Regions from separate parts of the Homo sapiens genome. Here region 1 is linked to region 2. A link is an interaction called in ENCODE POLR2A ChIA-PET data of the cell type or tissue named here. Cell type or tissue: B cell. All regions are shown on one strand. Each heading gives the region's core, and the rest is flanking DNA. Links, peaks and the distances in the headings are about the cores only. Region 1 overlaps LSM7 (LSM7 homolog, U6 small nuclear RNA and mRNA degradation associated). Region 2 has its middle 4.1 kb from the start of JSRP1.

What was found. Peaks named below come from ENCODE experiments on the same cell type or tissue, not always from the same donor. Only the 100,000 strongest peaks of a DNase experiment are listed, where the experiment ranks them.
Region 1: POLR2A ChIA-PET joins it to region 2 with 7 read pairs; 16 of 35 experiments call an interaction of 5 or more read pairs at or near these places.

What each region holds. Positions count from the first base shown.
Region 1 is chr19:2,322,769-2,327,147 of GRCh38, forward strand. LSM7 (LSM7 homolog, U6 small nuclear RNA and mRNA degradation associated) reads right to left here. Exons shown (of 4, transcript NM_016199.3): 3 at 1,357-1,428. Among named protein-coding and RNA genes, the nearest start is that of LSM7, 3.6 kb to the right of the region's middle. RefSeq lists enhancers at 1,518-1,577, 2,018-2,137. In B cell, for the core only: no CTCF peak of the experiment used is centred there; DNase peaks (open chromatin) are centred at 1,973, 2,173 and 2,333; H3K4me3 peaks cover 1,670 bases; H3K27ac peaks cover 3,020 bases.
Region 2 is chr19:2,258,290-2,262,668 of GRCh38, forward strand. No RefSeq gene overlaps it. Among named protein-coding and RNA genes, the nearest start is that of JSRP1, 4.1 kb to the left of the region's middle. RefSeq lists an enhancer at 2,196-2,335. In B cell, for the core only: a CTCF peak has its summit at 3,717 (motif pointing left); DNase peaks (open chromatin) are centred at 393, 2,202 and 3,659; H3K4me3 peaks cover 668 bases; H3K27ac peaks cover 2,065 bases.

The DNA of each region.
Region 1 (4,379 bases), core at 166-4,165, 65 kb after region 2:
AGCAGTGCAATCACAGCTCACAGCCTCAACCTCCTGGGCTCAAACAATCCTCCTGCCTTAGCCTCCTGAGTAGCTGGGGCCACAGGCACATGTACCGCCATGCCTGGCTAATTACATTTTTTTTTTTTTTGTAGAGACAGGGTCTCACTATGTTGCCCAGGCTGGTCTCAAATTCCTGGGCTCGAGTGATCCTCCTGTCTTGGCCTCCCAAAGTGCTGGGATTACAGGCATGAGCCACCATGGCCAGCTACAAGAATAAATCTTGTCTCAGTATCAATGGATCCAAGGGGCAAGACCCTCTCTCTCCTAAGTCCTGACATTCCCCCAGTGCCCGGGCCGGGATGGGGACTTGCCAGCTGGGGACTTGCCGCAGGAGCTTCTGGGGGAGAGTCTGAGGACTTGGCGGCCTCACTGGGGAGGGGAGCGAGCGGGGGCAGGGAAATGAGGGAGGGTCCTCTGGGGAGGAGACAGGGACCCTGCGTTCATAGCGGGAATTAACAAGGGCAGAAGAGGAAAGGCGCCCGAGAGGAGCCCCACGGCACGCTCACTACCCCACAGCAAGGCTGCTCTCCGCTGGGCGCCACAGCTCACGCCTGGAACCCCAGCACTGTGGGAGGCTGAAGCAGGAGGATGGCTTGAGCCCAGGAGTTCGAGACCAGCCCGGGCAACACAGTGAGACCTCAGCTTATCTCTTTTTTTTGAGACGGAGTCTCACTCTGTTACTCAGGCTGGAGTGCAGTTGCACCATCTCGGCTCACTGCAACCTCCGCCTCCCAGGTTCAAGCGATTCTCCTGCGTCAGCCTCCCGAGCAGCTGGGATTACAGGCATGCGCCACCACACCCAGCAATTTTTTTGCATTTTTAGCGGAGACGGGGTTTCACCATGTTGGTCAGGCTGGTCTCAAACTCCTGACCTCAAGAGATCCTCCTGCCTTGGCCTCCCAAAGCGCTGGGATTATAGGTGTGAGCCATTGTGCCTGGCCTCTCACGTCACCAATTTAACAAAAATTAAAATAATAAAACATTTAAAAAGGTTGTCCTCTAACTGTGCCGGGCGCCCCGTCAGTGTGTAGAGACCAGTGGGTGAGCTGGCAGCTCCCGTCTCTCCAGGCCCCACAACAATGGGGTTTCCTGCTTTGTGAGGACGTCTAGGACCAGTGAGCGCTCAAGCCCGTCCATCGGCCGCCACGAGGCTTCACGTTGGTAACTCAGAGGTTTTGTGGGTTTGAGAGAAGAAGAGCCAGCAGGGAGCCCCACGGCTGCCCCCCTCGTCCCACTGCCCCCCTCGTCCCGCTGCCCCCCTCACCCCACTATCCCCCTCGTCCCGCTGCCTGCCTCGGCCGCCACCCCACTCACCTCGCATGTACTCAATGGTGCCGTCCAGCACAAGGTTGAGGAGTGGGTCGAAGCCCTTCAGGATTCCACTGGCTTGGAGAAATCACCGGGGGAGAGAAAAGAGAAGGCATGAGATCCGTCCTGGGCGCAGGGCCCGCCCCAGCATGGCCCAGGTATGGGGCTAACTGCTCCAGGGATGGAGGACTGAGGGTAGGAGAGGGCTCCCGGGAGTGGCCGATGACAGCCGCCTCCAGAGTGATCTCCACCACAGGCAGCAGACCACGTCTGCGGGGGGCCAGATGGCAAACACTTCTGGCCGTGTGGGCCACAGGGTGCCGGTCACAGCTGCTGGCTCGGGCTGCCTGGGTGGAGGCAGCTTCGGTAATGAGTCCATGTGTGGCTGAACTGCGGCCGGTCAGCTCTACTCACAGGCACTGAACTGTGAATTTCATGTAATTTCCACATCGTGAGACAGTCTTGTTTTGATCCCTTTCTAGCTATTTAAAAGTCATAAAAACAATTCTCAGCTCAAAAGCAGCAGCAAAACAGGCGGCGGCACGTGTACGCGGTGGGACCACCAGCCAGGAAGAGGAGCGAGGCTGGCGCAGGCCACAGCGCGGATGCGCCTGAGGACGCACCTGAGGACGTCACGCTCAGTGAGAGACGCCAGACACAGAAGGCTGCGCACCGTGAGATCCCATTTCTATGAAATGTCCAGGACAGGCCAATCCACAAAGACAGGGAAGGGATGCGTGGGTGCCAGGGCCAGGGATGGGACAGGCAGTGATGGCTGATGGGGACAGGGCTTCCTGTAGGGGAGACAGAGTGCTCCGCTCTGACAGCGGTGATGACTGCGCTGCCTGACCTGTGCTGAGTCCCTCAGTGAGTTCACGGAATACAAAAGAACAAATCCCAGCCCTGCTGCTTAGGGCTTGCGGGGAGCAGGCAACAGAGATGCTCTGAGACCCAGGTGCAAAGGCTTCGGGGGCTGAGACGGTCTCTGTGGCTTCTCTCTCCACGCTGCCTGCCCCACCCCTCAAGCTTCGCCGCCTTGGGCCACAACTTGCCAACTTAGGTTAGGGCTCTCTGACCCGGTGGTGATCTCTGCCATCTGATCCTGCTCCGCAGTGTCTGGTGACACTGAGAAGGGTGAAGGGGGAGCTGTGTGTCCCCAGCAGAGGCCAGCCCACCCTCTCTGCCTGGGACTCCCCTCCACTGCCCTGCAGGCTCCTGCAGCCGAGGCCCAGCAGCAGCTCCACCTCTGCGCTCACTGAGGGGCGTCCCGCAGCCACCCCCTCCCTGCTCTCCTTCTTACCCCTGTCATCTTTCAGGTGCTTCCTCCAGACACCAACCCACAGCCCTTACGGTGCTGCCCTCTGCACGCCCACGCCAATCTCAGGAAGCAGGCACCACCAATCTCGGGAAGCAGGCACCACCAATCTCGGGAAGCAGGCACCCCGGGCATTATTCTGCCTGCCTGTCTCCTCCCAAGGCAGGGCCGAGAGCCCGTCCACGGCTGCTCCACACACACCGAGGGCCGCCCTGTGCGGTGGTGCGGGGGAGGGTCTGCAAACTACGACCCCCAGGTGAACCTGCCCGCCGCTCCTCTCTGTAAGTCAGAGTCTCGCTGGCCCACCACCACACTCGCCCGCTCAGGCGCTGACCAGGGTGGCTCTCCTGCTCTGCTGGCATAGCTCAGTGGTTGTGACAGAGACCATCTGGGCTGCAAAGCTAAAGATATTTGCCGTCTGGCCTTCTACAGAGAAGGTCTGCCCGCCTGCATACAAGCTTCCGTCCACCTCCACAGGCTTCAGCTTCCACCTCCACGGCTCCCTCTCTCTTTGCTCAAGTCCCTCCCCTGCAAAATGAAACTCACCTATAAGATGGGGTCAGATGCAGATGTTCAGGTCCTTGGCACCAGCCTGACCAGTGAGCCCGCCCTCCTCACGGGGAGAGATGTGAGCACTGAGGTAGGTAGGTCTCTAACATGGAGCCAAGGTGCCCCTCCTCTGGAGTGTGGGCTAGGGCCTGTGACTCTGACGGGACAAGATGTCACTCCTGCGCTTAGGTTATGTGGCAAAGACAAGGAACTTTGCAGCTGTAATTAGAGCCCCTGAATCAGCTGACTGAGCCAATCAAGAGAGAAACACCCTGGGTGGGCCTGACTGCATCAGGTGAGCCCTTCAGGGACCAAACCCTTTCTGCTTTTTGTGTGTGTGTGTGTGTGTGTGTGTGTGTGTGTGTGTGTGTGTGTTTGAGATGGAGTCTTGCTCTGTCGCCCAGGCTGGAATGCAGTGGCGCGATCTCAGCTCACTGCAACCTCTGCCTCCAGGGCGATTCTCCTGCCTCAGCCTCCCAAGTAGCTGGGACTACAGGCATGCGCCACCATGCCCAAATAATTTTTGTATTTTTAGTAGAGATGGGGCCTTGCCATGTAGGCCAGGCTGGTCTCAAACTCCTGAACTCAAGTGATCTGCCCGCCTCAGCCTCCCAAAGTGCTGGGATTACAGGCGTGAGCCACAGCGCCCAGTTAATTGTTGTACTTTTAGTAGAGATGGGGTTTCGCCATGTTGGCCAGGCTGGTCTCGAACTCCTGACCTCAGGTGATCCACCTGCCTTAGCCTCCCAGACTGCTGGGATTAAGGCGTGAGCCCCCGCACCCGGCCCCAAACCCTTTCTGAAAGATGATTCTCCCACTGGCCCGAATAACTGAATATGGACAAATGTCAGCTCAGCCTGCAGCACTGTAGGGGCAGACCACCACGGTGGAACAGAGTCCCGAGCTGGCAGCGTCCGGGAGCTGCAAGTGTCCCTAGCCAACACTGGCCAGAACGGGGACCCTGGCCCTGCAAAGGTAAGGCACTGAGCTCTGTCAATAACCAGTGGGCTCAGAAGAAGACCCCAAGATGATGGACCCCAAAAAACAACCCTCAGTTACAACCTCCTGAGAGCCCTTGAGGCTGTGGTACCCTGGCTCCTGACTCACAGATCCTGTGAGATAATAAAATGGTGCTGTTTCAGCTGCTAAATGGGTGATTTGCTAT
Region 2 (4,379 bases), core at 77-4,076:
GCATAATTAGCGAAGGGCTGAACATCTTGTTTGTAACCTAGATTTATTTTTTCTTCCTAAAAGTTTTTTTGTTGTTGTTGAGATGGAGTCTCTCTCTGTCACCCAGGCTGGAGTGCAATGGCGCGATCTCGGCTCACTGCAACCTCTGCCTCCTGGGTTCAAGCGATTCTCCTGCCTCAGCCTCCCGAGGACCTAGGATTACAGGCATGCACCACTGCGCCTGGCTAATTTTCATATTTTTAGCAGAGATGGGGTTTCACCATGTTAATCAGGCTGGTCTCAAACTCCTGACCTCAGGCGATCTGCCCACTCTGGCCTCCTGAAGTGTTGGGATTACAGGCGTGAGCCACAGTGCTTGGCCCCTCCTAAAAGTATATTACAGCTTGGCAGTTCCTCAAAAAGCTAAAATAGAATGACCATAAGATGCAGAAACTCTACTCCTAGGTATCTACGAAAAGGAATCCGAAGCTTGGACTCAGATATTTGCACACCCAAGTTCAGGGCAGCACGATTCTCCGCAGCCACATGGTGTAGGCAGCTCTAGCGTTCCATCCTCAGATACACGGATCAACACAGCGTGGCCCTTCCACACGGTGAAGTACGACACAGCCGTGAACAGGAACGAGGCTCTGACTGCGGCCATGGCGTGAATGCACTTTAAGGATGTCACGCTCGGTGAGAGGTGCCAGACACAGAAGGCCATGCTGTATGTGATCCCATTTCTATGAAATGTCCAGGACAGGGCCGGGTACAGTGGCTCATGCCTGTAATCCCAGCACTTTGGGAGGCCAAGGTGGGTGGATCACGAGGTCAGGAGATCGAGACCATCCTGGCTAACACGGTGAAACCCCGTCTCTACTAAAAATACAAAAAATCAGCCGGGCGTGGTGGCGGGCGCCTGTAGTCCCAGCTACTTGGGAGGCTGAGGCAGGAGAATGGCGTGAACCCGGGAGGCGGAGCTTGCAGTGAGCTGAGATCACGCCACTGCACTCCAGCCCGGGCGACAGAGCGAGACTCCGTCTCAAAAAAAAAAAAAAAAAAAAAAAGAAATGTCCAGGACAGGCCAATTCACAGAGACAGGAAGGGGATTTGTGGGTGCCGGGGCTGGGAAGGGGATGGGGAGTGATGGCTGATGGGGATGGAGCTTCATTTAGGGTGACAAGAATGTTCTGGAATAAGACAGGGGTGGTGGTTGCTGAGTCATTTCACTTAGGATGATGATCTCCAGCTCCATCCATGTTGCTGCAAAATATGATTTCATTTGTTTGTTTTTTGAGACAGGCTCTCATCTCCGTCACCCAGGCTGGCATGCGTTGGCGCAATCAGGGCTCACTACAGCCTCAGCCTCTTCAGCTCAGGTGGTCATCCCACCTCAGCCTCCTGAGTAGCTGGGACCACAGGTGCCTGACACCACACGCAGCTAATTTTTTATTTTCTATTTATGAGACAGAGTCTCACTCTGTGGCCCAGGCTCCAGTGCAGTGGGGCCATCTCTGCTCATTGCAACCTCTGCCTCCCAGGCTCAAGCGATTCTCCTGCCTCAGTCTCCTGAGGAGCTGGGATTACAGGCATATGCCACCATGCCCAGCTAATTTTTTTTTTTTTTTGAGATGGAGTTTCGCTCTTGTCACCCAGACTGGAGTGCAGTGGCACAATCTCGGCTCTCTGCAACCTCTGCCTCCCGGGTTCAAGTGATTCTCCTGCCCCAGCCTCCCAAGTAGCTGCGATTACAGGTGCCTGCCACCACATCCAGCTAATTTTTGTATTTTTAGTAGTGACAGCGTTTTGCCATGTCGACCAGGCTGGTCTCAAACTCCTGACCTCAGGTGATCCACCTGCCTCGGCCTCCCAAAGTGCTGAGATTACAGGCGTGAGCCACTGCGCCCAGCTGCTAATTTTTGCATTTTTAGTAGAGATGGTGTTTCACCATGTTGCCCAGGCTGGTCTCGAACTCCTGGGCTCAAGTGATCCACCGGCCCTGGCCTCCTGAAATGCTGGGATTACAGGTGTGAGCCACCACGCCCTGTCTCTATGCTTAACTTTTTGAAGAGCCACCAGTCTCTCTTCCAAAGCGACTGAACTGTTTTACCTGCCCAGCAGCCATACAGGAGCGTTCCAACTTCTCCACGTCCAACTCGTCATTTTCCAGTTTCTTTGTTTGTGTTTTTATTGCCAGCCTAGTGGGTGTGAACGGCATGATCTCATTGTGGTTTCGATTTGCATTTCTCTGGTCAAAATAAATAGCTTTTTTTTTTTTTAAGAGACCAGGTCTCCCTATGTTAGCGAGGGTAGTCTGAAACCCTTGGCCTCAAGCAATCCTCCTGCCTTGGCCTCCCAAAGTGCTGGGATCACAGGCGTGAGCCACCGCGCCCAGCCTCAACAGCATTTTCACCTTCTTATTCTCATAGTGTCTCCCTTTGCATTCCTTTCCTGGAAGGCTCAGCTTTCCCAGAAGCAAAGCCTGGACACGGGGCCTCTGTGGGACTTTCTTTTTTTATCTTTTTTTTTTTTGAGACGGAGTCCAGCCCTGTTGCCCAGGCTGGAGTGCAATGGCGCAATCTCGGCTCACTACAACCTCTGCCTCCTGGGTACAAGCAATTCTCCTGCCTCAGCCTCCCAAGTAGCTGGGATTACAGGTGCGCACCACCATGCCCAGCTAATTTTTTGTATCTTTAGTAGAGATGGGGTTTCACCATGTTGGCCAGGGTGATCTTGAACTCCTGACCTAGTGATCCACCTGCCCCGGCCTCCCAAAGTGCTGGGGTTACAAGTGTGAGCCACTGAGCCCGGCCTGGACTTTTTTTTTTTTTTAAGACTGAGTCTGCCCAGGCTGGAGTGCAGTGGCACAATCTCGGCTCACTGCAACCTCTGCCTCCCAGGTTCAAGTGATTCTCCTGCCCCAGCCTCCCAAGTAGCTGGGATTACAGGTGCATGCCACCACACCCAGCTAATTTGTGTATTTTTAGTACTGACAGGGTTTTGCCATGTCATCCAGGCTGGTCTTGAATTCCTGACCTCAGGTGATCCTCCTGCCTCGGCCTCCCAAAGTGCTGGGATTACAGGCATGAGCCACCACACCCGGCCTATTTTTGCTAATTTTGTGAAGAACAGTGTCAGCTGAGGGCACTGACTCTGGATGGAGACGACTCAGATTCTGACCCTGACTCCACTGCTGCCTGGCTGTGCCACAGTTTCTTTTCCTGTAAAATGGAAATAAAATGGAGACCCCACCTCCTGGGGTCCTTGTGAGCATTAAGCCAAGCACGGGGACAGGTGCTTGGCTCCTGTACACAGCTTGAGCTGTGTACTCATATTGTTATCGCTGCCATGACAAAGGTGCGGAAGCCACTGAGGCTGTGAGATTCCGCACCCCGTGGAAGCCCAATGGTGACACCCCCCACAGCAGGGTCCTTCCAGCCTCTGGAACACAAAACACCTGAGTGGGAAACCCCCAGGGGACCCTCAGCATGGGCCACTGAGGCAGGAGGTTGAGAACTGTGGGGAGTGCTGGGCAGTGGCCAACTTCCTGCCTCTGCCAGGGCAGCACACCAGTTTCATTTGTGTCCACCCTACTTGTTCTCAGGGAGAGGTGGCTCCTTTCCTGGGGTGACTTCTAGGCTGGGGCATTTAATTGCTAGTGTGAGATCTTCCAGGGTCTTCCTCTCTTGGCCATAGTGACGTTCAAGATGGCAGGGGAGGTGAGCAGCGCCCCCTAGGGCCTGAGAAGCTCATGGAGCAAGAACAAGAAATAGACCTTTCCTGGTTTGCAGGTGTGTTTACAATTTTTTTGTTTTGTATTTATTTATTTATTTTAAAAATTTTATTCATCTATTTATTTTTGAATGGGGGTCTTGCTATATTGCCCAGGCAGGTCTTGAACTCCTGGACTCAAGCTATCCTCCTGACTCTGCCTCTCTAAGAGCTGGCATTATAGGTGTGAGCCACCATGCCTGGCCCGTTTTGTTTTGTTTTTTAAAGAGATAGGGCTGGGCACAGTGGCTCACACCTGGGAGGCCGAGGCAAGTGGATCACTTGAGGCTCGGAGTTCAAGAGCAGCCTGGGCAACGTAGCAAGACCCTGTCTGTACAAGAAAAAGAAAAAAAAAGAAAAGAAAAACAATAAAAAACAATTTTACGACTGGGCGTGGTGGCTCACGCCAGTAATCTCAGCACTTTGGGAGGCCGAGGCGGGTGGATCACGAGGTCAGGAGTTCAAAACCAGCCTGGCCAAGATGGTGAAACCCCATCTCTACTAAAAATACAAAAGAAATTAGCCAGGCGTGGTGGCAGGTACCTGTAATCCCAGTTACTTGGGAGGCTGAGGCAGAGAAGTGCTTGAACCCGGGAGGCAGAGGTTGCAGTGAGCCAAGATTGCGCTAC